7 separate regions of the Homo sapiens genome follow, and all the other regions are linked to region 3. A link is a contact called in ENCODE Hi-C or POLR2A ChIA-PET data. All regions are on one chromosome and are shown on one strand. Each heading gives the region's core, a stretch centred on a gene start or an enhancer-like site at or near the end of the contact. The rest is flanking DNA. Distances are from core to core; before and after follow the strand shown.

Evidence for each region. Hi-C counts contacts between places; a loop is a spot of excess contacts on that map. ChIA-PET counts read pairs that join two places held with the same protein, here RNA polymerase II (POLR2A). Pooled maps may share reads with other maps.
Region 1: a loop to region 3 is called in a map of ascending aorta, with 4 times the contacts of the local background. The contact joins the promoter of ZBED4 here to the promoter of TRABD-AS1 in region 3. A Hi-C loop is called at or near these places in 4 of 168 maps with a recorded cell type or tissue (B cell, ascending aorta, naive thymus-derived CD4-positive, alpha-beta T cell and 1 more), 14 of 37 single-sample maps with no recorded cell type and 19 of 50 pooled maps. POLR2A ChIA-PET finds 5 or more read pairs at or near these places in 2 of 52 experiments (B cell and activated naive CD8-positive, alpha-beta T cell).
Region 2: a loop to region 3 is called in a map of naive thymus-derived CD4-positive, alpha-beta T cell, with 9 times the contacts of the local background. The contact joins the promoter of CHKB here to the promoter of TRABD-AS1 in region 3. A Hi-C loop is called at or near these places in 2 of 168 maps with a recorded cell type or tissue (CD8-positive, alpha-beta T cell and naive thymus-derived CD4-positive, alpha-beta T cell), 5 of 37 single-sample maps with no recorded cell type and 13 of 50 pooled maps. POLR2A ChIA-PET finds 5 or more read pairs at or near these places in 1 of 52 experiments (naive thymus-derived CD4-positive, alpha-beta T cell).
Region 4: a map of ascending aorta shows a loop between it and region 3 (4-fold over the local background). The contact joins the promoter of NCAPH2 here to the promoter of TRABD-AS1 in region 3. A Hi-C loop is called at or near these places in 2 of 168 maps with a recorded cell type or tissue (ascending aorta and naive thymus-derived CD4-positive, alpha-beta T cell), 5 of 37 single-sample maps with no recorded cell type and 12 of 50 pooled maps. POLR2A ChIA-PET finds 5 or more read pairs at or near these places in 6 of 52 experiments (CD4-positive, alpha-beta T cell, H1, activated B cell and 3 more).
Region 5: a pooled map shows a loop between it and region 3 (5-fold over the local background). The contact joins the promoter of SCO2 here to the promoter of TRABD-AS1 in region 3. A Hi-C loop is called at or near these places in 4 of 168 maps with a recorded cell type or tissue (B cell, CD4-positive, alpha-beta memory T cell, CD8-positive, alpha-beta T cell and 1 more), 26 of 37 single-sample maps with no recorded cell type and 12 of 50 pooled maps. POLR2A ChIA-PET finds 5 or more read pairs at or near these places in 17 of 52 experiments (B cell, CD4-positive, alpha-beta T cell, CD4-positive, alpha-beta memory T cell and 13 more).
Region 6: a loop to region 3 is called in a pooled map, with 8 times the contacts of the local background. The contact joins the promoter of SBF1 here to the promoter of TRABD-AS1 in region 3. A Hi-C loop is called at or near these places in 3 of 168 maps with a recorded cell type or tissue (B cell, CD8-positive, alpha-beta T cell and OCI-LY7), 12 of 37 single-sample maps with no recorded cell type and 12 of 50 pooled maps. POLR2A ChIA-PET finds 5 or more read pairs at or near these places in 5 of 52 experiments (B cell, T-cell, activated B cell and 2 more).
Region 7: a loop to region 3 is called in a pooled map, with 5 times the contacts of the local background. The contact joins the promoter of SYCE3 here to the promoter of TRABD-AS1 in region 3. A Hi-C loop is called at or near these places in 7 of 50 pooled maps. POLR2A ChIA-PET finds 5 or more read pairs at or near these places in 2 of 52 experiments (BJ and K562).

Annotation. Positions count from the first base shown.
Region 1 is chr22:49,852,212-49,855,991 of GRCh38, reverse strand. It overlaps ZBED4 (zinc finger BED-type containing 4), which reads right to left and starts at 2,148. Exons shown (of 2, transcript NM_014838.3): 1 at 2,003-2,148. LOC105377205 (a long non-coding RNA gene) reads left to right here and starts at 2,480. Exons shown (of 5, transcript NR_188597.1): 1 at 2,480-3,556. It overlaps LOC124905147 (a long non-coding RNA gene), which reads left to right. Exons shown (of 2, transcript XR_007068156.1): 2 at 706-1,490. RefSeq lists silencers at 1,501-1,790, 1,961-2,690, 2,711-2,800.
Region 2 is chr22:50,581,324-50,584,655 of GRCh38, reverse strand. CHKB (choline kinase beta) reads left to right here and starts at 1,807. Exons shown (of 11, transcript NM_005198.5): 1 at 1,807-2,098; 2 at 2,299-2,407; 3 at 2,794-2,907; 4 at 3,103-3,236. The coding sequence starts at 1,875. CHKB-CPT1B (CHKB-CPT1B readthrough (NMD candidate)) reads left to right here and starts at 1,657. Exons shown (of 30, transcript NR_027928.2): 1 at 1,657-2,098; 2 at 2,299-2,407; 3 at 2,794-2,907; 4 at 3,103-3,236. It overlaps CHKB-DT (CHKB divergent transcript), which reads right to left and starts at 1,630. Exons shown (of 4, transcript NR_110536.1): 1 at 1,333-1,630. RefSeq lists silencers at 1,261-1,660, 1,691-1,780, 2,111-2,310.
Region 3 is chr22:50,198,607-50,202,188 of GRCh38, reverse strand. It overlaps TRABD-AS1 (TRABD antisense RNA 1), which reads left to right and starts at 1,406. Exons shown (of 2, transcript NR_186698.1): 1 at 1,406-2,113; 2 at 2,861-3,101. TRABD (TraB domain containing) reads right to left here. Exons shown (of 10, transcript NM_001320485.2): 10 at 2,594-3,582. SELENOO (selenoprotein O) reads right to left here and starts at 1,178. Exons shown (of 9, transcript NM_031454.2): 1 at 599-1,178. The coding sequence starts at 1,152. RefSeq lists an enhancer at 109-348 and silencers at 709-788, 919-1,858.
Region 4 is chr22:50,506,030-50,509,571 of GRCh38, reverse strand. NCAPH2 (non-SMC condensin II complex subunit H2) reads right to left here and starts at 1,348. Exons shown (of 20, transcript NM_152299.4): 1 at 1,127-1,348. The coding sequence starts at 1,234. LMF2 (lipase maturation factor 2) reads left to right here and starts at 1,870. Exons shown (of 14, transcript NM_033200.3): 1 at 1,870-1,990; 2 at 2,537-2,790; 3 at 2,906-2,934; 4 at 3,070-3,287; 5 at 3,359-3,537. The coding sequence starts at 1,897. RefSeq lists silencers at 810-1,099, 1,770-1,869 and an enhancer at 2,090-2,139.
Region 5 is chr22:50,524,348-50,527,304 of GRCh38, reverse strand. SCO2 (synthesis of cytochrome C oxidase 2) reads left to right here and starts at 1,707. Exons shown (of 2, transcript NM_005138.3): 1 at 1,707-1,833; 2 at 2,881-2,957. The coding sequence starts at 2,894. It overlaps NCAPH2 (non-SMC condensin II complex subunit H2), which reads right to left. Exons shown (of 20, transcript NM_152299.4): 20 at 2,525-2,957. TYMP (thymidine phosphorylase) reads left to right here. Exons shown (of 10, transcript NM_001953.5): 6 at 22-140; 7 at 567-729; 8 at 829-1,059; 9 at 1,164-1,304; 10 at 1,387-1,553. The coding sequence ends at 1,535. RefSeq lists enhancers at 1-135, 1-497, 306-605 and silencers at 696-1,525, 1,736-2,035.
Region 6 is chr22:50,473,505-50,477,208 of GRCh38, reverse strand. It overlaps SBF1 (SET binding factor 1), which reads left to right and starts at 2,174. Exons shown (of 41, transcript NM_002972.4): 1 at 2,174-2,423. The coding sequence starts at 2,369. RefSeq lists enhancers at 1,012-1,921, 2,832-3,704 and silencers at 2,018-2,222, 1,803-2,262, 2,683-2,812.
Region 7 is chr22:50,560,757-50,564,394 of GRCh38, reverse strand. It overlaps SYCE3 (synaptonemal complex central element protein 3), which reads left to right and starts at 1,476. Exons shown (of 3, transcript NM_001123225.3): 1 at 1,476-1,537. LOC107985568 (a long non-coding RNA gene) reads right to left here and starts at 1,434. Exons shown (of 2, transcript XR_001755606.3): 1 at 828-1,434. RefSeq lists silencers at 1,375-1,784, 2,855-3,053.

The sequences.
Region 1 (3,780 bases), core at 899-3,398, 350 kb after region 3:
ACAGACACTAAAAGAGAAAGCCAAAACCAAACCGCTAAGGGGTGTCACGGGCTAAAGGCACAGTGACTTTCTTACACAGCCAAATGTAAATAAGAGCAATTCCTATAGGTACATTCTCAGGTCCTGAGATTTAAACAGTGAAGGAAACAACGTTGGTAAGGAAGGGCCAGCTTGGCCTCTACCCCAGGGCTGGGCAAAGCCACGCCCAGCTGTTTCACCTGCTCCCTCCTCTCAAAAGACAACCACCACACCAAAGAGAATGAGACCAGAAGCTAAAGCCAGGCAAAGAAAAAAACGCAAAACAAAGTGAAGGACGGCACTGACCACGGTCACTTCCTGCTCCTCATGCCGCCAGGAGTCCACTCCCCAGGGCTCCTCACCAAGGATCTGAGACACACACACACACACACCTTTCGCTAAAGAAGCTGCTTCTCAGCTCCTCTGCACACACACAGAAGTCAGTCCGCTCCCCTAGTAATTTTTTTAGTCTTTCTGCAAGGTGTTATGGACATACTTTGCACAGCTGAGTTACTCACTGTGTGTGTGGAGGGGGTTGGGGAGGAGGTAACCTTAAAGAGCAGAGGTTTTACATCCAACAACATCAACCACCTTATTCAGGAATTACCTGGACAAGAGTGTGTGTTGGGGGAGACCCTGTAACCACCTGTCAAGTGGACTAAAAGTCTTAGGTTTCTTTCCATATAGATTAACTGTGTCCTCACCTCAAAGACCGGGCCTCTGAAGCTTTTTCAAGATTCACAGAATCTCTCTTAACTTGTGCTAGATCTTTTCTTGAAAAAAAGCCAATCATGACAAGCAGATATAATCCGTTTAAGGACTACGGGAAGTGTGCAGCCTTGTACGGACGTCCCATTGGAAACCCTCGGAGTATGGAATCAAACTCCTGTAAACTTTCCTCTTGCAAAGTAACTTTGTTTAGTAATTGCAATTAATTCATAATCAAAATGTGGCTTATTCATAGCACTTAAAAAAAAATCCCAACCAAATCCTTCCTAGCCTCAATTTTGTCACTATGAATGACATACACAGAAAAAATAAAAAACATTTCTGTGTAAAAAGTCGCAGGATGCCCTTGCTTTACCAAACTGGCCTCACTATGAGGTCTGAATGGATTTCTAAAAACGTAATCTGATCAGAGTTAACTTCAAAATAAATAACTTCCCTTTCGACCAACACGAGAACACCAACAGAAGCTTCTGACGGCTCAGCTTGGCCGGGACGTGTTTCCACAGAGGTGCCCGGGTCTACCAGGGCCACCCGGAATAGAAAGGCGCAGAAGGGAGCCCGAGGGGCTGCGATTCTCTTAGCAACGAAGGCGGTGTGGGCCACACAACGGGACAAAAGAAGAAACAAAACTGACTGCGAGCTCATTTGGGTGTAGGAAAACCACTGCAGTCGAAAAACATTTGAAATTATGGTTCGCAAGGCAAGTTACATTTTTATTCATTAAATGTGAACGGTCATCCCCAGAACCACGTACAATAACCTGCCTCGGGGCGCGTCGCAAGGACCCGTCTGGGCTGAGACATGAAGCAGGGCCCAGGTGGCCCTTCCTGGAGGTGGGACGGGAATGACACGTCCAGAGAAGTCCCAGGGACGGGGCTCGCGGGGTTAACTCGACGTGGCCGGGACAGCGCGCTCCCGGCGGACCCGGGCGGCGCCCCGAGCCCGAGCCCCGTCCCGTCCGCCCGGAAGCAACGGCGCGGGCACGTGGGCCAGGCCGGGCGCCGACCCCCGGCACTCGGCCGCTCAGTCGGCGCCGCCCCCGCGCCAGCTGTCAGGGCCGGGGTCCGCGCGGGGGCGGGTCCGGGGCGGCGCCGGGCGGGGACCCCGAGGCCACGGAACCGCGCCCCCGCCCGCCTGGCCCCGGCCCTGGCCCCGGCGCGGCGCAGACAATGGCGCGGCCCGGCCCGGCCCCGGCGCGGTCCGCGGGGGACGGGGCTCGCGGCAGGCGGCGGGGCGGCGGCGCCCGCGCACTCACCTCGGCCCGGCCTCTGGGGCGGCTCCCGGCCGGCTGCGGACGACGGCGGCGCGGGCGGACGCTCCATTCATTACCGCGGCTTTGTCTGCCCCCGCGCCCCTCCCGCGGCCCCGCCGCCCGCCGCCCGCGACGCCGCCGGACGCTGCGCCCCTCCCAGGGCCCCGCGCGGCGCGGGGCGGGGCTGGCCGGGGGCGGGGCCGATCGGGGGCGGGGCCTACTCTCGCAGGCGCAGTGTCCGCGTACCCGCCCCGCCTCGTCCCTGGCCGGGCGGGAGGACGGAGCGCCGGAGGCCCGGCCGCTGGGGCGGGGTCGGGCGGAAGACGCAGGCGCAATGCGCGCTTCGGCTCCGCCCCCGGGTCCAGGAGGGCAAACTACGCAGGCGCAGTGGGCGCTCCGGCGCTGGCGGGCGACGGGAAGGGCTTAGGCGCTCTGGCTGGGCGGGGCGCGGGCGCCTTGGTTTCGTCCCGTGGCTTGGCAGTTGGCAGCGGCTCGGCGCGCACCCAACGGCCCACCGCGGGTTTCCGGGACGGCTAGCAGCGCGGTTCCCGGTCCCGCCCCGAACCCCCTTACCTGGCGCAGAGGCCGCTCAGTGCGGTGCGGTCAGGCCTCGTGGGCTGGGACCTAAGCCGTTGACCCTAAGGCGATCGGGGCTCCCCGCGCGGCCCCCCCGGGGGACGGGATTAACGCCTAAGCCCCAAGCCGGGTCGGCGGGAGGAGGGCGGCCCTCTGGGCGAGCGCGGGGCCGGGGCTGGCGGTGCGGAGCGCACGGGACTCGCCCGCTTCTCAGGGTCTGAAGGAAATGTGCACTTTTAATGTGTTATTTCCTAACACAAATGTTTGAGCAGACCAAATAAACTCTGCATGCTGAATGTGGCCCCGAGGTCCCCCGTTGGTGACACGGCTTTCGGCATTTTCTCGGCCTGAGTGTGAGAGTGAGAGGAGCCCGCGTGGCGGTCACCGGCTGGAGCGGGAGCGTGGAGTTATCACGGCCGCCTCTGCCCGGAGCCCGCCCCTGCCCCGCGGCTGTGCCCCTTCACCCGCACGCCGACTGTTCCAAAGTCCACGTCCAGCCTGCAGCCGGGTTTTCTATGGTGCCTGAGCTAAGAATGCTTTTCTCGTTTTTAAGAGGTTGGGGGAGAATTAAAACAGTATTTTAGCATATATGAAAAGTATATGACATTCAAATATCGGCCGGGCACGGTGGCTCACGCCTGTAATCCCTGCACTTTGGGAGGCCGAGGCGGGTGGATCACCTGAGATCAGGAGTTCGAGACCAGCCTGGCCAACATGGAGAAACCCCGTCTCTACTGAAAAAAAATAAAAAATTAGCCAGACGTGGTGGTGGGCTCCTGTAATCCCAGATACTCGGGAGACTGAGGCAGAAGAATCGCTTGAACCCGGGAGGCAGAGGTTGCAGTGAGCCGAGATCGCGCCACTGCACTCCAGTCTGGGTGACAGAGCAAGACTCCGTCTCCAAAAAAAAATTAAATTAAAATGTCGGTTTCCTAAGGAGTTCAACTGGAACACCACCATGCTTGTTCATGTAGTTAAAAGGTAAACTGCTTTACCTTCCACCATAGCTATGGAGTTGAGACCAGGCACTGACACCCAAAAAGGGCTCCCTGTTTCTTTCTTTTTCTTTTTTTTTTCTTTCTGAGACAGAGTCTCGCTCTGTCCCCAGGCTGGAGTGCGGTAGCGTGATCTCGGCTCACTGCAACCTCCGCCTCCCGGGTTCAAGCGATTCTCCTGCCTCAGCCTCCAGAGTAGCTGAGACTACA
Region 2 (3,332 bases), core at 558-3,057, 380 kb before region 3:
GTCTTGCTGTGTTGCTCAGGCTGGAGTGCAGTGGCGTGAACACAGGTCACTGCAGCCTTGACCTCCTGGGCTTAAGTGATTCTCTCACCTCAGCATCCAGAGTAGCTGGAACCACAGGCACCTGCCACCACGCCCAGCTAATCTTTTAATTTTTGTAAAGACAGGTTCTTGCTATGTTGCCCAGGCTGGTCTCAAACTCCTGGGCTCAAACGATCCTCCTACTTCGGCTTCCCAAAGTGCAGGGATTAAAAGCGTGACCCACTGCCCCCAGCCAGAATCAGTTTTCTTTTTTTTTTTTTTTTTTTTGAGACTGAGTCTGACTCTGTCGCTCAGGCTGGAGTGCAGTGGCTCGCGGCAACAAGGCCTGGGTTCAAGGGATTGTCACGCCTCAGCCTCCCGTGTAGCTGGGATTACAGGCACAAGCCACCAAACCCGGCTAATTTTTGTATTTTTAGTAGCGACGGGGTTTCGCTATGTTGGCCAGGGTGGTCTCAAACTCCTGACCTCAAGTGATCTGCCCGCCTCGGCCTCCCAAAATGCTGGGAGTACAGGCGTGAGCCACCACGCCCGGACCAGTTACTTTTTAAAGTGGCTCTAGGTCCCTTTAGGGAAGGATTGGAGGAATATTTCTTGGTATATGCTCAGATGCTGGTATTGTAAGATCCTTCCTGAGAGGAACCAAGCCTCCTTGTCAATTAATGGGCTCTAGGTCTCAAAACTGACTCAGATTTAAACAGAATGATCATGATTTTCCACTGCAGCAAAAGTGACATTAGCCTTGTGATCACCAATTTTTGATTTCTTTCTGGTTATCAAACAATACTCTAGTCAGATGCCCCAAAGAACACCATGGTTCGACAGACATTGCCACAGATCTCTGTGGGTCCAGCGTTCCTGGTCGCCGCTCTAGCCTGGGGCAGAAGCAGAAATGCAGGAGGCACGCGTTTAAATCAGGACGCCCTCAATGGGAGGTGCGCAGGCCGAGGAGGGGGCTGCGGCAAGCTGCGAGTCTTCACTTTCTTCGGCTCTTGGGTTTGACTCTGTAATTGGTTCTAGGCCTGGAGGAGACGAGGAGGATAGGGGGAGAGGGGAATGAATGAAGACGCGCATCTCAAGCGGGGCAGCAAAAGACTCCTCATTCAGAGGTGCGGCTCTACCGGCCAGGGAGTCCCCGTGTAGACTGGGCATTTATGCAACTGGAGTCATCGGAACTGTCCCAAGGGTCACATTCCTTCAGCAAATGTTTACTGCGTACCCACCGGGTGCCCGCATCCCGCACTCTGCCCGCGCTGTGCGGCCCTGCCTAGCGCGCGCGCCTCCTCCAGGCCTCACCCACGCTCAGGACGGACGCGCGCTGGACGGCTCTTCCTTGTCGGAGCGCCCCAGGGGTCGGGGAAGAGGGCCCGGCAAGGGAGCCCTCGCGCCGGAGCTGCAGCTGCAGCCGCCGCCCCGCCGCCCCGCCGGCTCCCACGGGGCAGAGACGCAGCTCCTCTCCGGTCTTCCCGTACGCTACCGCGCCCGGGCAGTTCCTCGCCCGCGCACGCGCCGCTCCGCCAACTGATTGGCCTCCGGCGCCTCGGATTGGCCCAGGCCGTCCAACAGCAGCCCCGCCCAGAGAGAGACCATTGGTCCTTGCCCATAGGGGCGGGGCCCGGCAGAGATCTGCGGAATTCGGCCTTCGGAAAGAGCCCCCGGGCCGGGGCACGGAGAGAGCCGAGCGCCGCAGCCGTGAGCCGAATAGAGCCGGAGAGACCCGAGTATGACCGGAGAAGCCCAGGCCGGCCGGAAGAGGAGCCGAGCGCGGCCGGAAGGAACCGAGCCCGTCCGAAGGGAGCGGAGCGCAGCCTGGCCTGGGGCCCGGTCGAGCCCGCGCCATGGCGGCCGAGGCGACAGCTGTGGCCGGAAGCGGGGCTGTTGGCGGCTGCCTGGCCAAAGACGGCTTGCAGCAGTCTAAGTGCCCGGACACTACCCCAAAACGGCGGCGCGCCTCGTCGCTGTCGCGTGACGCCGAGCGCCGAGCCTACCAATGGTGCCGGGAGTACTTGGGCGGGGCCTGGCGCCGAGTGCAGCCCGAGGAGCTGAGGGTTTACCCCGTGAGGTGGGAGGTCAGGGGTCAGCCTCTCCGGTGCGCGGATCGGGGTCAGGGGTCAGCCGCGGGGCCCTCAGGATGCTCCATGTTTTCGCCCCCCTCTTGCGCCCGCGCCTGGGGCGGGGCGGGGCCGGCCTGGCCGGGAGGGGGCCGGGGCCGCGGCAGGTAGGGCCGGCCGCGGGCTGAGCGCGCCTGGTGTGGGTCTGCAGCGGAGGCCTCAGCAACCTGCTCTTCCGCTGCTCGCTCCCGGACCACCTGCCCAGCGTTGGCGAGGAGCCCCGGGAGGTGCTTCTGCGGCTGTACGGAGCCATCTTGCAGGTGAGGGGGGTGTGAGCGCCGCAGCACCAGTGGCTTTAGGGCCTGTCGCTTACGCGATGCGGGTAGTATTGTTCCCGTTGCGCAGTTGAGGACACCGAGGTTCACGGTCTGAGTAACACCTCATTACACCGAAGCCTGGGCCTGTATTCCCAGAGCTTTGGGAGGCTGAGGCGAGAGGATCACTTGAGCACAGGAGTTCGAGACCAGCCTGGACAACATAGTGAGACCCCCATCTCTAAATAAAAATAGACCAACGCTAAAGCCTGTGCTCCAGAGCCTCCAGGCAATTGGATCAGAAGTCGCAGCTCTGGTGGGAGGAAGGCGAGCCCTCATGTGTGTCCCTGTGCCACTTTGCCTTGGCCCCTTTGCTGTCCATCCTTTTTCAGGGCGTGGACTCCCTGGTGCTAGAAAGCGTGATGTTCGCCATACTTGCGGAGCGGTCGCTGGGGCCCCAGCTGTACGGAGTCTTCCCAGAGGGCCGGCTGGAACAGTACATCCCAGTACGGGCCCAGTCCTACCCTCTCCTCCCCAAGGCACCTCCACCCCCTAACCCTACCCCAGTGCCCAATGTCTGCCTCCACATCCCTCACCCCAAGTAGGGAATTTCCCCCAAAACCCTGACTTCCCCTCATTGCCCCAGCCCTTCCCACTCCTGCCCCAGCCCCATCACCACCCTGATAGCTTCCTGGGTGCAGAGTCGGCCATTGAAAACTCAAGAGCTTCGAGAGCCAGTGTTGTCAGCAGCCATTGCCACGAAGATGGCGCAATTTCATGGCATGGAGATGCCTTTCACCAAGGAGCCCCACTGGCTGTTTGGGACCATGGAGCGGTGAGTCAGGAGCCTCCTCAGGGCTCCTGTACTCCTGAGCTGAACCTCCATGCCAGCGGATGTGTCGGGGGCTCTATCCAGCCCTCCACTTGAGTG
Region 3 (3,582 bases), core at 157-2,656:
TATGGAGTAAGTACATTGTTTAGTAGAAAAGAGCAGAACAGACCCAAGCGCTGTCTATACACAGGAGGCAGGTGGCGCGTGCACGGCTCCCCGGTGGGCCTGGCGGCATCTGGACCCAGATCCTGCCTTATTAGACCACCTGTGTGCCCCCCCACAGAAATCTAAACGATGCCCACCTCACTTCGGGGTTAAAAAGGGCTGCCCGCAGGGAAGTCAGGGCCAGGCCTCCGTGAAGTCAGTCGCAGAGCGAGGCTGCTGGACGAAGCGGCCCGCCCCACGAGCGATCGGAGGAAGGCTGGGGACCTGCGGGGTTAGGGTTAGGGTTAGCCTAACCTCTCATCCCGGCTCCCGCCCCTGGGTTTGGAGCCCCAGCGAACGTCGGTAAACATGAGCGGCGTCCCTGGTGGAGCTGACTCCAAGGTCCTCGGCGGGTTGATAAGCACAGGGCGCGGGCGGCTGCCAGCACCGCGCTCCCGCGGGTGCAGGGGAGGCCCCACTTGGCAGTAGCCGCCGGACGCCCCCAACACCGCGCCGGGCGGAGGGAAGGGGCGCCCCGGCGGGGAGGACCCACCCGCGCCCCTCGCCCGCCCCGGCCCACCTGGAGAAGGGCGTGGGCCCGGCGCCCTTGAGCTGCAGCTCCCAGCGCTCGCCGGTCGCCGTGCACACCTCGCCCAGGTACATGGCGGCGCCGTCGCCCAGCTGCCCGGCGAACTGGCCGAATTGGTGGCCGCAGTAGCAGTGCGCGGCGGGCTCGGCGCCCGGCAGGAGCGCGTTGCCGCTGAAGAACAGCGCGGCCTCGGCCTCGGCCTCGCGCGCGGGCGGCGCGCCCAGGCCCAGCAACGCCAGCGCGGGCTCTGACAGCGCCACGAGGCGCGGCTGCCGCAGCGGGGTGGGCTGCACGCGGGTGAAGCAGGCCCCGGGCACGGGCCGCGGCGCGGACGGGGCGCCCTCGGGACCGGGCGGCGGCGCCTCCACGGGCAGGGCGCGCAGGGCGCGGTTGTCGAAGCGCAGCCCCGCCAGCCAGCGAGGCGCGGGCTCCATGGCGGCGCCCGACAACGTAGAGCGGGGCGCCGGCGACGGGGAACAGCGACCGAGGGGCAAGAGTCGGGCAGCCGCGAGCGAAGCCCCGAGCGCTGCCCTGTATACGGCCATCCGCGGCCCCGCTCCCGCCGGAAGCCAGCCTGCCCCGCCCGGAAGCCCCGCCCCGCGCGTCCCGCAACCCAATCGCCAGTGGGCGAGAGTGGGGCGGGTGGGGGGAGGGGTCGCGGTGTCTGGCCGGGCTCTAATTGGCTGCCTCGTCCGTCTATCCGCATCTCCCGGCCGGAGGGTCGGAGGCGTCCGGGGTGGCTGTCGGCGTCACGGGGCGCGCGCTGATGCGAACGGGGTGACAGATGGGAACGCCTCCGAGACCGCCAGCGACGACCCCGCTCGGGCAGCCCCGGATTTCCTCGGCTGCACCGGCGCCGGCAGCGGGGACCGAGGCCCGCGTCCGTTCGGGTCGGGCCGGGGCTTAGCCCCGCGCCCCACGGGCGGCCGGGACCCCACCCGGACCCCGCCGCGGTTCTGGGCCGCCGGAGCCTCGCGCCGCCTCTCGGGGACCTTGTCCCCTGGCCTCCGGCCTCTCGGGCCCCTCGCCTGCCGTCTAGGAGGGAAGGGGCCTTGGATCTGTGCCCCGCCCATGGAACAGCGCCCGGGCTCGGAGAGGCCCCGCGAGGCCGCAGGCGCAGACCCTCCCGGAGGGCTGGGCGGGCACCGGGGTCTTCGGCTGGCTTGAGGGACCCGACCCCTGGGGGAGGAATTTGGGGTCTGTGTGTCCGAATGAACGCGGGGGTTCAGATGAGTCTGTGGTGCCCCCGCTTTCCATCTCCTCCGGCCCCGGCCCCAGAGGACTGTCTGAGAGGCCGGTGGCCGCGGATCCTGGACGCGCCTCCCTCCTGCCTGTGGTTTCCCTTTATTCCGGCAGCGGCGCGAGCCCACCCTTCACATACAGGAGCTACATCCAGAAGCTTCTCCTGGGGCCACAGCGTGGGCTTCCGAGACTCTGCGTGACCCCAGCTCTGCCCCTTTGGGGCTGCGGGTGAAGCCCTCAGGACCCTCCGCGTGCGTTGGGCAGGTAACTGGATGAGGGATAATGTGGTGAGGTCCCCGTGCCCAACCCTCCTCTGCAGCCCACAGCAACCGTTCCCTCTTCAGCAGCCCCCTCCCCCCGGCCGCTCTGGGCGCCCGTTCCCAGCATCCTCCTTGGCAGGTGTTACCCCTCCCCATTCCCCAGGCCCTGGGCCCTCCTGATCTGTCTCCTCGACCCCCTGGGGCCCCAGTCTGGCTCAGTCTGGTCCACACTCTGGAATCTGGTGGGACTGGGTATGGAGGGTCTTGAGTGTCAGCAGGCCACCTGCGTCCCACCTGGTGGGTGAGAAGGGTCCCACAGGTCAGCATGGAGGGACCCGACTCTGTCTCTTCTGCTGGAAACCAGGCAGGTTCCTTCCCCCAGGGCCCCGGCAGGGCCACGAGTACCCGCTGCACTGGAGCACGGGGGAAGAGGCAGGGATCCTTCATTACCTGAACCCCATGTTCACACGTCACAAAACAGGAGTTTCCAAAATTAGAATTTATTTCAGTTTCTAAGGAATGAATCCCCGAGTGTGGCAGGAAGGACACAGCCGGCTCCTGACGCACACCTGATTTGATTCAACACCGAGTCGGCACAGACACAACCAGAGATGGCCTGGGTCCAGGCTGGGGCTGCACGGGCTGTGTCCTGGACAGCCAGGAGGGAGGCCCCGCACACAGACGGCCGCCGGGCAGGGGGCCTGAGCGGGACAGGCCTGGCCACAGCCCATGTCCTTGGCCTTCCACATAGGTGCACACATTGTCTGCCCAGAGAGGGCCAAGATGCCCCAGGCACCCCTTCGCTCCGGGGGCTCAGGACACAGGCTCCCAGCTGAGGCCACGCCTGGACCCAGAGCTGATGTTTGGCTGCACGCGAGCCCACTCGGGACAGACCCAAGAACACGAATTCTCTCCCTTTGGATTTAAGGCTGGTGTTTTTTGACATTTACTTCAGTTTTTCTCTCTGAAATTAAAATTACCTGAGTAAAAGATTTTAAGACATTAAAAAAGCCAAAAACACAGAATCCCTGCAGGCAGACGGTGCCAGGGAGGTGGCGGCCAGGGCCAGGATGCCAGGGGCACGGTGGGGTCGGCTGGAGCTCCAGGGCTGGGCCTTTCCCAGTCTCGCCTGCCCTGGAGCCCCCAGGAGCCGCCCCTGGGCCGACGCTCCTGTGGCCGGAGCACAGGAAGGCACAGTGAGGTAGGGACAGTGGCCATTGTCCCCCGCCTGCCACCAGGGCTGAGAGGGCAGCGCACGCCTCGGCCCCTCCTATAAGCCCCTGCCCCCTCGGAGCTGGGTGTCTTGTCCAGAAGCTGGGGAACGGCCCCTGCAGTGTGGGAGGGGAGGGGCTGCCGGGAGGCCTGAGCTCAGACAGTTAAATAATCCTTTATTTGGGTGGGCTGGGGGAGGGGTGACTGGCCCAGGAGGGCAGGCGAGGCCGGGCCCAGACCCCCATGGGGGGTGGCAGGGGC
Region 4 (3,542 bases), core at 99-2,598, 310 kb before region 3:
TGGCCTAGACCAAATAAAATGGACAACAGATGAATTCAAGTGATATTCCGGTGGTATAACTGATGGAATTCATGGATGAACTGAGTGTTAAGCATGGGGCTTCACTATAGCCACATTTAGCTTTTGCTTTTGGTTGAACAGCGGTGTCATTTTCCGAGATGGGAAAAGCTGGGGTTTAAGCAGAAAAATGAAGAGTTCCACTTTAAATATGTTAAATGAGATGTTTGCGTGACACCCACTAGATGTCAAGAGAGCAGCTGGATATGTAAAGTAGATTTGGAGGAAAGATCTAGGATGGAGCTGCAGATCTGGTAGTTGTCCTAATACAGGCAATATTTAAAATCATAGAAATAAATGACACTTCAGGGTAAATGCATCAGAAGATGACCTAGGCCCCATCCTGAGGAACTCAACACTTAGAGACTGGATAGAAAAGAAAAATCAGGCAATGAAATAGGGAAAAAAAATCCTACCACCATGTTTCAAAAAGAAAGGAGTGGCCAGTCCAACAAATGCTGACTTATGTCCCTTGGATTTGGTAGAATGGAGATCACTGCTGATCAAGACAAGAAACATTTAAGTGTCGTGGACGCCAGACTGAGCTGGGCTGAGGAGTAAAAATGAAGCGCAAATATGGAGCAGACAGCTTAACACAGGTCTAGACAGGGCTGTCAAACATGGAAGAAACACTAATCGCTAACAGGATAGAGCATGGCAATAGCTTGAAATTGGTTTGAAAATCCAAGATAAAAAATTCCTCTGACATCGTGATCCAGACCTCTCAAACACACAAGCATGCTCGCAATAACTGCAATAAAAGCAATAATGCTTTCTAGTCTATTCCACTACGTTAGAGAAACGGCTGGTCACCACCCACTCAATCATTCACGGCTCGCTGACGGGTAGAAACCTGCAATGACAGGTCCACGCTAATCCAACAAGGGATGATTTGGGGAGGCAGAGATGGAGTTTGAAAAGAAGCAGGGAGCCCGAGGACCTGCGCGGCCAGAGCGCCAGATAGCCATAGGCGTGGAGACGGTGGGGCGCCCACAGCCCCGGGCCCGGAGCCCCCGCCCCGCAGCCCCACCCGCCGGCCCACCCCGCGTCACTCCCCCGCCGCCCTTACCTCCTCCAGATACTCGCCCAGCTGGGCCGCCACGTCCACCTCCCAGTTCTTGGTGAGGTCGCGGATGGGCTGCAAGAGGTGGGCGAAGCGCGCCTCCACGTCCTCCATGTCCGGGAGGGAACGGGCGGCAAAGGGACCGCAGGGCTGCCTTCCGAGGGGTACGGCGTCCTCAGCCCGCCACTAGTTCTGGCGCCATTTTGCTGTTCCCGCCCAGGAAAATGCGTAGGCGCGGCGTCGCGCGCATGTCTATGACGTAACGTGGGCAAAAGCCAGAGAGGCGAACCCCGGCGCCGCGCAGCGGGAGCTCACCGGAAGAGTCGCGGGGCGGGGTCGAAGCCTCCGGGAGGGGGGGGTGGGCGGAGCTTTGGGCTGCCACCAGTTTGGACGGGAGGGCTTTTGGGGCCGCCGTGGGTCGGGCGGGGCGGGGTGGGGCGGGGCCTGGAGCTGCCGCGGGCGAGCGGGCCGAGGAGGCGGGGCTTGGGGGCTGCCACGGGTTGGGGGGGCGGGGCGGTGAGGAGGCGGGGCCTGGGGCAGCCGCGGGCGGGCGGACGGGCCGAGGAGGCGGGGCTTGGGGCTGCCACGGGTTGGGCGGGCGGGGCGGTGAGGAGGCGGGGCCTGGGACTGCCGCGGGCGGGCGGGCGGGCCGAGGAGGCGGGGCTTGGGGCTGCCACGGATTGGGCGGGCGGGGCGGTGAGGAGGCGGGGCCTGGGGCTGCCGCGGGCGGGCGGACGCGGAGGGCGGGCCCTGCTCTAGCGGGCCGCGTAGCGGACATGGCGGGCTCCCGGCTCCCGCGGCAGCTCTTCCTCCAGGGCGTGGCGGCCGTCTTCATGTTTGCTTTCGCTTCCCTCTACACGCAAATCCCAGGTGAAGGCACCCAGGGTGGGACACCCCCAGCCTCGGCGCGGGACCCTATGTCCTCTTTTCTCTGTGCCCGGCACTCACGCAGTCCGGGGTTGGGAGTGAGGGCCAGGCCTTGGCGTGGGGTAGGGGGCGGCGGTTCGTGTCCTGCAGGCCGCTGTGGGGGTAGGAAGGTGTGCGGTGATCCATTTCCCGTAAGGCTCTGGACTCTGACCTGGGGTGGGGGACAGAACTCTGAGAGAGGTGGGAGAGAGGCTTCCTCCCAGACCTGGTGGGACAGGTAGGAGATCGGGCTGAGACCTGGAAGAGGGCAGTGGGCTCTGCTGGGTGGGAGGCCCTGACTCAGGTAGTTGAGCAGGCCTCTAGCCCTGGGACGGGGTTTTGACAGGTCCCGACCTGGGGGACGGGCTCTGGAGGGACTGCAGACTCTGACCTAGGGATGGAGGTATCCGCATGCTCTGACCTAGGCTGGGGGATCTGCAGGCCCTGACTCAGAGGTAGTCTAGTCTGCAAGGGCTGTCCAGGGCCTGGCCATGACATGCCCTCCCACAGGCCTGTATGGCCCCGAGGGCATCCTACCTGCAAGGAGGACGCTGCGGCCTCAGGGCAAGGGGCGCTGGCAGCAGCTGTGGGAGACCCCGACGCTGCTGTGGGAAGCGCCGAGACTGGGGCTGGACACGGCCCAGGGCCTGGAGCTGCTGAGCCTGCTGGGTGCACTAGTGGCCCTGGGAGCCCTGCTGCTGAGCCCACTGCGCCACCCTGTCATCTACTTGCTGCTTTGGGCCGCCTACCTGTCAGCCTGCCAGGCAAGTGGGACCTGTGACCAGCTCACTCTATCTCCAACCCCCACCACCCACCCCTGCCTCTACCTTACCTGAGTCCACAGACACACCCGCTCCCTGACAGCCCCTCTCTCCGCAGGTGGGCCAGGTGTTCCTTTATTTCCAGTGGTGAGTGACGGCTGGGCCTGGGGCTGTGGGAGGCTGGGTAGGGGGTGGGGGAGGGCTCTGCCCTTCCTGGGAGGACTTTCCGAGGGAAGCAGCTGTGTGGGGAGGGGCTCTTGGTGCTATTTGCTCTCCCCATAGGGACTCCCTGCTGCTAGAGACTGGCTTCCTGGCCGTGCTGGTGGCCCCGCTGAGGCCAGCCTCCCACCGCAAGGAGGCCCCCCAGGGCAGGCAGGCAGGGGCCCTGCCCCACGAAGACCTCCCCTTCTGGCTGGTGCGATGGCTGCTGTTCCGCCTCATGTTCGCCTCAGGCGTGGTCAAGCTGACCAGCCGCTGCCCTGCGTGGTGGGGGCTCACTGGTGAGGGGCCCGGTCTGGACCTGGGGTAGTCTGGGGGCTCGGCCAGCCCTGACTCCTGCCCTCGCCTGCAGCCCTCACCTACCACTACGAGACCCAGTGCCTGCCCACGCCCGCCGCCTGGTTCGCACACCACCTGCCGGTCTGGCTGCACAAGCTCAGCGTGGTGGCCACCTTCCTAATTGAGATCGCTGTGCCGCCCCTGTTCTTCGCCCCCATTCGACGCCTGCGCTTGGCTGCTTTCTACTCGCAGGTGGG
Region 5 (2,957 bases), core at 458-2,957, 320 kb before region 3:
CCTCCTCTGCCTCCCCCAAAGCCTCCATTCTCAGTAAGAAACTCGTGGAGGGGCTGTCCGCTCTGGTGGTGGACGTTAAGTTCGGAGGGGCCGCCGTCTTCCCCAACCAGGAGCAGGCCCGGGAGCTGGCAAAGACGCTGGTGAGCGGTGTGGCCTTTCCCTGGGCAAGCGTCTTGATGCGGGCCCAGCCTACCCTTCACCCCTCCCGTCCCCACTGCCTCCCTCCACTCAGCAGTCCTGCCTAACCCCAGTCCCACCCTCTTCTGCCCGAAGTCCCTCCCTCCTTCACGGCTTCCTAACCTGCTGTGACTTTAGAGGTCAAGGCTGGCCCGGCCTGGACCTGGGGAAGCCCTCTGTGGCGTTCCTGCCCCAGACCAAGTACAAGTTCCTCCTGGCCCCATGGCGAGGTGTCGCACTTCACTCGTGTCTCTTCCCCACCCCAATCCTTCCCTGACTTCATGCTGGGGGGCTGGCAACCCAGGGTGCAGCAGGGGCTGGAGTTCGACCAAGAACCGGCTGCAGAAGGCCCCGCCATGGGGGGTCCACGCTGAGCCTCCTCTCCGCAGGTTGGCGTGGGAGCCAGCCTAGGGCTTCGGGTCGCGGCAGCGCTGACCGCCATGGACAAGCCCCTGGGTCGCTGCGTGGGCCACGCCCTGGAGGTGGAGGAGGCGCTGCTCTGCATGGACGGCGCAGGCCCGCCAGACTTAAGGGACCTGGTCACCACGCTCGGTGAGGGGGACGGGGTGTAGGGGAGCGGAGGCGGCGGGGGGTGCTTCCCGCTGGGGCCGCCCCGACCCGGCCGCGCCTAAGACCCGTCCCCGCCCGCAGGGGGCGCCCTGCTCTGGCTCAGCGGACACGCGGGGACTCAGGCCCAGGGCGCTGCCCGGGTGGCCGCGGCGCTGGACGACGGCTCGGCCCTTGGCCGCTTCGAGCGGATGCTGGCGGCGCAGGGCGTGGATCCCGGTCTGGCCCGAGCCCTGTGCTCGGGAAGTCCCGCAGAACGCCGGCAGCTGCTGCCTCGCGCCCGGGAGCAGGAGGAGCTGCTGGCGCCCGCAGATGGTGAGCGTCGGGGGAGTCCCCGTCCTTCCGCCTCCGCCATCCCCTTCCCTTCCCGAGGCCCCGCCCCTTCCCGAGCCCGCGCCTCTCAGCCCCTCTCCCCGCAGGCACCGTGGAGCTGGTCCGGGCGCTGCCGCTGGCGCTGGTGCTGCACGAGCTCGGGGCCGGGCGCAGCCGCGCTGGGGAGCCGCTCCGCCTGGGGGTGGGCGCAGAGCTGCTGGTCGACGTGGGTCAGAGGCTGCGCCGTGGTGAGCGCCGCCCCCGCCCTGCTGGCCCCGCACCCCCGCCCAGCTCCGGCCGCGCGGCCTCTAACAGCCCCTCGCTCTGCAGGGACCCCCTGGCTCCGCGTGCACCGGGACGGCCCCGCGCTCAGCGGCCCGCAGAGCCGCGCCCTGCAGGAGGCGCTCGTACTCTCCGACCGCGCGCCATTCGCCGCCCCCTCGCCCTTCGCAGAGCTCGTTCTGCCGCCGCAGCAATAAAGCTCCTTTGCCGCGAAACCTTGTCAGTGCTTGGGCGGGAGCGGAAGGATCCAGGGCTGCGGAGGCGGGGGCCGTCTCGATGAACACGTGACCCCCGGCGGGCTCCGCCTTCCGCGCACGCGCTGAGAGCCTGTCAGCGGCTGCGCCCGTGTGCGCATGCGCAGCTCCGGGGACGCCTGCGCCCTGCCTGTGAGCGTGTGGCGCCCGCTTTCCCTGAGCCGGCGGGGCAGAGCGCAGGGAGCTGGAGGTCGGCGCTTCCTCTCGTGCTTGGTCCACTGACGCGCGGCCCCGCCGCGAGGTGCGGACGCCGGGGCTGGGAGGGGAGGAGGTAGCCCTGAGGACTCGCTGGACTCCGGGGTAGTTTCCCAGCTCCGGCTACTGCGCGGGGCTGGCGGGGCACACCCCAGGGCGCGCTGGAGGCCGGAGCGAGGCTGGGGCGCCCGTGGGAGGCTCCCAGCAGGCACCGGTGTTCTCGCGGCCAAGCACAGTTATAACGCGCTCGCGCGGCGCTTCGAGTGGTCCTGGAACCTTTCTGGCCACGAGGGCGCTGGCCTTGCTGGGGAGGGCACAAACCCAGAACCGCCCGGGCGGGGGTGCAGTGAGTCCTCGGGAGGGTGCCCTCAGCAGGAGGGGGCAGTGACCGGGAGTCCTGAGACCTCCACCTAGCAAACCTTCTGCGGGGGCCCGTGGGAAAGGCTCAAAGGTCACCAACGCAAAGGCAGGGCGTCGGCTGTGAGCCCGGAGGAGCTGCTGGGAAGCCTGGATGTGAGGAGGGTGGGGTTTTGTGGCGGGTGGAAGTGTCGTGCGTCTCTGCCAGGAGAGGTTAAACACAGCCGGCGGGCAGAGTCTGAGCTCCGGGGGTAGGTCGTGCAGGTTTTCTGCTGGGAGTGTGGAGGAAGGCCGCGGTTGGTTGAAGTGGCTGGAGGTAACAGGAAAGTGTTGGAGGAATCGGTTGCTCTCGGGGATTGCAAGCCAGAGAGTTACCCACCTCCTTTTAAGAAATGGGTTTATTGCAAATAGATAACGTGGTTAGTTCAGGCAAGGCATGCACTTGGAATGCTTTCCGTCAGCAAGAGGTTCACCTTGCTGAGGTGCAGGTGCAGGGCAGGGTGCGGTGACAGGCTGGTGATCCCAGGTAGAGGACAGGAGTGACAGGTGTGGTTGCCCAGGTGTGGATGTTTGGTGGAGGTGGAGTTCTGAGCTCAGGTGAGCAGCTGCAAATGCCTGTTAAGCCTGAACGTGGGCTGGGTCCTTCAGATGGGTGGCTGGTCTCAAGTCGCAGGGGCAGCCCAGGCACTGTCCTGGGCCTTCCCTTCTGGCTCCTGACGCCTGTGCTTGTTTCCAGGAGCATCAGATCCATGCTGCTGCTGACTCGGAGCCCCACAGCTTGGCACAGGCTCTCTCAGCTCAAGCCTCGGGTCC
Region 6 (3,704 bases), core at 925-3,424, 270 kb before region 3:
CGAGGAGAGTGCAGACTGCAAGACAGCTGACCAGAAATCAGCAGGCTGGGCGGTAGGGAGGGGCATCCATCCATCTGAGACACTGAGCCACTGTGGATGGTTGTTCCCAAGGGCCTGGTGGAAGCATGACAGTGGAGAGAGTGCGACGCAGGGTCCCCAGAGTCTCAGAGAGAGTGGAGAGTGCGGTGCAGGGTCCCTAGAGTCTCTCCGAAGAGAGCCAGCCCTGGGCTCAAGCACTAGCCCAGACTTGCCCCGGGCCCCTGCCAGCCTGCACACAAGCTCAGTGGTGTGGTAGTGTGGTGCTGAGGACCTTTTTGGGTACAAGTGACAGAAACCAACTTGAGCCAGCTGGGGCAAAAAGGAGGATTTCTGGCAGGGCACAGTTTCTCACACCTGTAATCCCAACACTTTTTGAGGCAGATGCAGGAGGATCATTTGAGGACAGGAGTTCAAGACAAGCCTAGGTAACTTATCAAGACCCTGTCTCTACAAAAAAATTAAATTTTAAAAAGATGATTTCTCAACCTGTGAAAACCAACAGTGGGAGAGGAGAGGCGTAGCGTGGCCTGTGCCTGAGGGCAGGGAGGGGACCCTGGTGGGGCCTCTCAGTTTGATTCCATTCATTCTCTTGGGCTGGCTCCTGCCCATGGATGGAGACTGGATGCCAGTCATTTGGCCAGTTCTTGCAGCAGCCAAACTCATTTAAAAACAGACCTTCAGGGCCAGGCGCGGTGGCTCACACCTGTAATGCCAGCACTTTGGGAGGCCGAGATGGGCGGATCACGAGGTCAGGAGATCGAGACCATCCTGGCTAACACAGTGAAACCCTGTCGCTACTAAAAATACAAAAAATTAGCTGGGCGTGGTGGCAGGTGCTTGTAGTCCCAGCTACTCGGGAGGCTGAGGCAGGAGAATGATGTGAACCTGGGAGGCGGAGTTTGCAGTGAGCCAAGATCACGCCACTGTACTCCAGCCTGGGCGACAGAGCGAGACTCTGTCTCAAAACAAACAAACAAAAACAAACAAAAAACAAAAAACAGACCTTCGGGCTGGGGGCGGTGGCTCATGCCTGTAATCCCAGCACTTTGGGACGCCATGGTGGGTGGATGGCCTGAGGTCAGGAGTTCAAGACCAGCCTGGCCAACATGGTGAAACCCCCTCTCTACTAAAATACAAAAATTAGCCGGGCATGGTGGTGCACACCTGTAATCCCAGCTACGCGGGAAGCTGAGGCGGGAGAATTGCTTGAACCCAGGAGACGGACGTTCCAGTGAGCCAAGATGGTGTCACTGCACTTCAGCCTGGGTGACGGATTGAGACTCTGCCTCAAAAACAAAACAAAACATAACAAAAAACAGACCTTGGCCTGCTGTGCTCAGAGGGGTTTCCCTGCTGCACCAGGCTGGCTCCTGCACCTTCTCTCCCAGCATGTTCTGCTCTGGGCTCATGCTCATCCCTGAGCCACTTCAGGGGTGGCCCTGGCCAGCCCTGCCCTTGAGAGGGGTGGGCACTGTCAGGGATCCTGGGGGATGCAGCTTTCCCAGAGCCCCCTGCTCCGTGGCCTCATGTGCCTCACACGCTTAGAACATTTGCTCTTTACAGGGGGACATGAGCGTGCCGTTTTTAAGCTGTGTTAAATGTCTCACTTGGCCTAGATGGGGGCTCTTCAGCCTGGGACCCCAAGGGCAGGGCCTGAATTCTCTCTCTGTTCCCCATCGCCAGGCTGGCAGCCCCTGAGGTGATGGCCCTGCGCCTCCTCTGACTTCTAGTTTGGGGGGCCCGGTAGGCAGCGCCTAGGCTTCTCCCGCCTTTCTCCCGCTGGACAGAGAGGGGCGGGGGACGAGGAGTCTGGGGACCCGATCCCCAGATTGGGACGGCCCAGGGGTGGGGTTCGGGCTCCTGTGCGGGGAGTCCCAACGGCGAGGGCAGCTGTGGTCCTGGCCCATGCCTCCCGCCGACACCACAGCCGACCCGGGTCAGGGCGTCAGACCCGCCGGAGCCGTAGTCCAGGTGCCCGGCCCGAGGGGCGGTGCTCGGGCCCCAGAGTGGTCAGCGATGGGCGGGGCGCTGCTCTCGGGAGCCGCCCTCCCACCCTCTGGACCAATGGAGATGCGCGGTTGCAGGCCCCGCCCGCTCAGGGCTTGACGACAGCGCGCAGGCGCACGGCGCGCCCGGGCGGGCCGGCTGGCTGGGAAGATGGCGGCGGGAACCTGGGCCGCCGCCGCCGCCGCCGCCGCCGCCGCGGAGCGAACCAGGGGTGTCCGGGGTGCGCGGTCCAGGGCCGGGGCCGGGCCATGAGCGCGCCGTCCTCGAGTCCCCGAGCCGCGGAGCCCGCCCGCGCCCCTCGGGCCGCCCCGCGTCCCTCGCCATGGCGCGGCTCGCGGACTACTTCGTGCTGGTGGCGTTCGGGCCGCACCCGCGCGGTGAGTGCCGAGGCCAAGCGCTGAGGGCCGGGGGCCGAGGGTCGAGTGCTGAGGGCCAGGGGCTGGGTCTGAGGGTCGAGGGCCGGGGGCTGGGGGCCGAGGGCTGGGGGCTGGGTCGGGAGGCCGAGGACTGAGGGCCGGGCGCTGAGGGCCGAGGACCGGGGGCTGGGCGCTGAGGGCCGGGGTCGGGGGAGCCGAGGACTGAGGGCCGGGGCCGGGGGCCGGGCGGGGACTGAAGGCCAGGGCCGACCGGACAGCCCGTGGGGAGAATGGGCGTCCGCTGGGGGCGGCGTGGCCGCGCGGGCCTGGTGGCGGCAGGGAGAGAAGGCTGGGCCCGGCCTGCCCGGCCTCCTTGGGGTGGGACGGGCTCTCTCCTTGGCCAGCTGCGGGCGGCTGTGGCTCTAGTGGCTCCAGGGGCGCGGACCCGCGGCTCGCCAGCCCGCCTCTGACCTTGGTGCTCCGTCTGAAGCCCCCGGCGGTCTTGGCGGGGTGCAAAGAGGGGGTGGAGTTCGGGTTTGGTGCATGGAGAAGCGGTGTTTGATTTGAAACTGGGAGGATTTGAGGAGGAAGCGTCGAGAGTAGAGAGAAGAGCATTCCTGGCGACTCGCCTGACGGTCCAGGCCCTGCACGCCAAGCCCTGGGTGGGGTATCAGCGTGGCGGTCGGTGCCCATGCCCAGGAGGTCTGTGTGTGGGGTCAGCGCCCGTGTCTGAGAGCTCTTCAGCCCAGGAGGTAGGAGAAAACGGAGCCTGACGATGACATCAGCAACAGCCTGGAGACAGCAGCGTTGGCGAGCGTGCTTGGTGTGCCAGGCCCCGCACAGCCCTTTGTGTACATGATCTCACCTCTTCCTCCCAGCAGCCCACCGGGGTTGCCCTGGTGTTGCCCCCATCTGTAGAGAAGTTAGGCGCGGATAAGCTGACTGCCTGGCCTGAGCCGGCTCAGAGAGGCTGGGACTGGCACTCAGGCTGTCAGATCCCAGCTGCAGACTGGCAGTGTGTGGGGATGGCTGTGTGGTCAGGCAGGGGCTGGATCTTGAGCCTGGAGGTGGGATTGAGCTTGCCTTCCCAGTTACCCTGTTTTTTGTCAGTCCAGTTGTCACTGTCCCCACCAAGGACCTGGAGTTCTCTCTTTTTTGTGTTTCTTCTGCTGGACACCCCCCTACACTTCCTGAAGCCTCTTTAGCATCTTCTTCGTCTCCAGCCCCTCCTCAGTGCCCTCTTACTCAGCACACACTCCTCTCTGCTCATGTCTATCCAAGTGTGTGTCTTATGGCACCGTC
Region 7 (3,638 bases), core at 227-2,726, 360 kb before region 3:
GGCGGGTGGATCACCTGAGGACAGGAGTTCGAGACCAGCCTGGCCAACATAGCGAAACCCGGTCTCTACTAAAAATACAAAAACTAGCTGGGCGTTGTGGCATGTGCTTGTAATCCCAGCTACTAGGGAGGCTGAGGCAGGAGAATCACTTGAACCTGGGAGGCGGAGGTTGCAGTGAGCCGAGATCGTGCCACTGCACTCCAGCCTGGGCAACAGAGCAAGACTCCGTCTCAAAAAAAAAAAAAAAGAATTATTCCCTATTCATGTTTCTCTGGGCTGCTGTAACAGAAATCGGCTCTGGGCTGTATAAGCAAATGGAAGTATGAAGAGCAGCTCACAGGTGGAAAGGGATGGCCAGAAAACCGGGTTCAACCGGGGCAGGAACCTGGCAGCTGGCGGAGGGAGTGTGGCCCAGGCAGCAGCCTCCTCAATAAACAAGCGAATGCTCACTCCTTGCCCAGAACTGTCTGGCTCAACCCCAGCCATTTTTCCTCCTCTGCAATCAGGCTGCTAAGAATCAGAATCCCTGAGAGAAAATTCAGGGGGTCTAAGGTTTGTCAGGATTCTCAAACACAAGGTGTTCAAAATCAAAGTTAACCTTCCAAGCTAGCTTCTCCCACTCTTCCACATCTCTGCCAGTGGTATCACCCCGGCCATTAGCCCCTTGCTTCTTTCTCCCTCCCTCCCACATTACCAAGCCCTGTCAAGTCGACCTTGGAATGGCTTTGACCCTGTCCACCACTCAGCCAAACAACAGCAACGGCCGGCCCCGTCGCCACCCGCCTCGGCAGCCAGAGACCTTTTAACTCTGCCACTCGCCTACTTACCACCCTTCTAGGGTGCCCACGTCCCTCTGAAAAAAAAGGCTGAGCTCAGACTGGCCTCTGGTCAGCCTCCTCCCAGCCAGAGCTTTCTGTCACTGCCCTTCTAGGTGTTGAGTGGCTCTGCTTCCAGTTCTTGCCTGGAGACCAGGAGCGCCCGGGAGGCCCCAGCACTTTCCAGCCCACATAGACCTGCGTGCACCTCTGCCTCGTCTCCCTGAGCCCGGGCTGCCTCCTCTGTAAGATACATGCCACATAATGTCCGCCACACATGATCGCTGTGACAGTGGAAATAGCTGGGCGTTCAGCGACTCATTCGACAAATGTTTACCAGCACCTTTGGTACCGGGCGCTGTCCTGGACACTGGGGACACAGCAGGCAAACGGGGCCCTGCGTATAAATCCTTAAGCTCAAGAAGGAGGTGGGGGCAAAACTGTCAGGCCGGGAAGCTCTTCATCTCCGCAGGATTCTCCCTCAACCTCAGGACGTCCCCAGCACCGCACCTGCCAGTCCCAGACTCGGACGCCGCAGACCTGTGGGAGCAGCGCGGAATGCCCCGCCCCTTTTCCCGAGGACACCCAATGAGGGCGAGAGGTCACTTCCGGGGAGGGTTCGCTAACGGAAAGGGCGGGGCATCCCTCTCGAGGAGCGGCCTTGTTCCTCAAGCGGCCGCTGGGGGCGCCAGAGCAGGACCGGAGCGCGGGCCAAGCTGGAGGTGAGCGAGGCCGCGCCCCCCTGGGCCCCGGCCCTCCCAACGCGCCCTGACGGCTGGGCTCCGCCTGACCCTGTCCTAGCGTTCGCGGTGGCACCAACCTCAAGCCAGACCCTTGACTTCGACCCAACTCCACTCACCCGACTCCACTCACTCCACACCCCATGCCCCTCCCCCGACGCCCCTCACCCCGCCTCACCCTTCACCCCTCATCGCTCACGTCACCGCTCACCCGCCTCCTCACCCAGCCTCGCCCCTCACCCCTCACCCCGCCTCACCCCTCACCCCGCCTCACCCCTCACCCCTCATCCCGCCTCACCCCTCACCCCTCATCCCGCCTCACCCCTCACCCCTCCTCACCCCGCCTCACCCGCCTCGCCCCTCACCCCTCACCCCTCCTCACCCCGCCTCACCCCTCACCCCTCACCCCGCCTCACCCCTCACCCCGCCTCACCCCTCACCCCGCCTCACCCTTCACCCCTCACCCCGCCTCACCCTTCACCCCTCACCCCGCCTCACCCCTCACCCCTCACCCCGCCTCACCCTTCACCCCTCACCCCGCCTCACCCTTCACCCCTCACCCCGCCTCACCCCTCCTTACCCCGCCTCACCCGCCTCGCCCCTCACCCCTCATCGCTCACGTCACCGTTCACCCGCCTCCTCACCCAGCCTCACCCCTCACCCCGCCTCACCCCTCACCCCGCCTCACCCCTCACCCCTCCTCACCCCGCCTCACCCCGCCTCACCCCTCCCCCGCTCCCCTCACTGCACACTCCATACCCCACTCTCCCCACCTTACATCCCTCACCTCAGTCCTTCACCCCCTTAACCTAATCTCCATGTCCTCACACCATACACTCCTGATCCTGAAGTCTGCACACCCTGGGCTTCTCATTCCGTGCAGCCTGCCCCTCTTACCCTCACACCTGCCACACCTGGGACCCCGGAGTCCACACACCACCTCACACCCCAAGTTCCCACACGCACCTCTGGCTTCCTCCACCTGCACTTCAGGACCCGCCCAGACTCTTCATAGCCCAACTCCAAGACTTCTCTCCCACATCACAGGTGCATTCCCTTCCTGTGCTGCTCTCATCCCGTACAAAAGAGCACATCTCTGCACCAAGCATCCCTCTTATCCCCTCACATTCCTTGTTCTCAGAGGGATCCCAGACTCTGTTAGAAACTCTTCGTACCAGGCAAGACACTCAGACCACAAACCAGACTCTAGGCTCTGACTCGCTCAACCCCCGTCCTTCACACCTAAAGTGATACCCAAGCCAGACCCTACACTCCCGCCCCACGCTCCCGCCCCACACTCCTCCCGCCCCACGCTCCTCCCGCCCCACACTTCCGCCACCCATCCTAAGCTCCGTTCCATTGTGCTTTGGTGCGGGCTCAGGCCTCTTTCTCCACCCGTTCCCAGTCATCCCAGGCAACCTCATTAGGCAAGAAATGCCGTGAATTCTAATCCTGTGGCTGCTTCCTCCACATCAGCTCTCACACCCTCTCCCTGGATCTCCTTTTCAGATCCATCCCTCTTCTGAGATCCAGTGCCACTCCGGCCCAGCCTCCATCCTTCTAGCAGTCTCATGCTCTATCCCCAAATCTACCTGTGGCCACCCCAACGCCCCACTTATAGAAACTACATGTCTTTTCTATGCCTCTGCTTCACCCCAACCATCAACCACCCCTTAAGCCACTCTCATACTTGTGCTCTCAGTGTCCTTACCTTGTCCATCCACTGCATGTATGTTTACGTTCCCAGGCCTTCTACACTCCATCCACTGTCTCTGTGCCGTCTTAGGGTCCTGAGGACACTGTGGCCATGTGGCCTCAGTCACATGCCTAGGTGCCCCTAGGGAGGCATGCAGCTTTGATAAAGCTTTATCGTTCTCCTCAAACCAAGAATGTCTGTTGTTACAAGAAGAAACTTTTCATTGCCATTTATTAGGGAGTTAGAGACCATCGGGCCTGAAATCCCCCCCTTGCCATCCTACCTTGACCTCTACCTACCTTATTCTATCTCTACCTCCTTACCTTCCCTTACCTTCATAGGGTGAAATGACCCCTTACTTGTCTGAGACCAGTCCCTGCACCATCA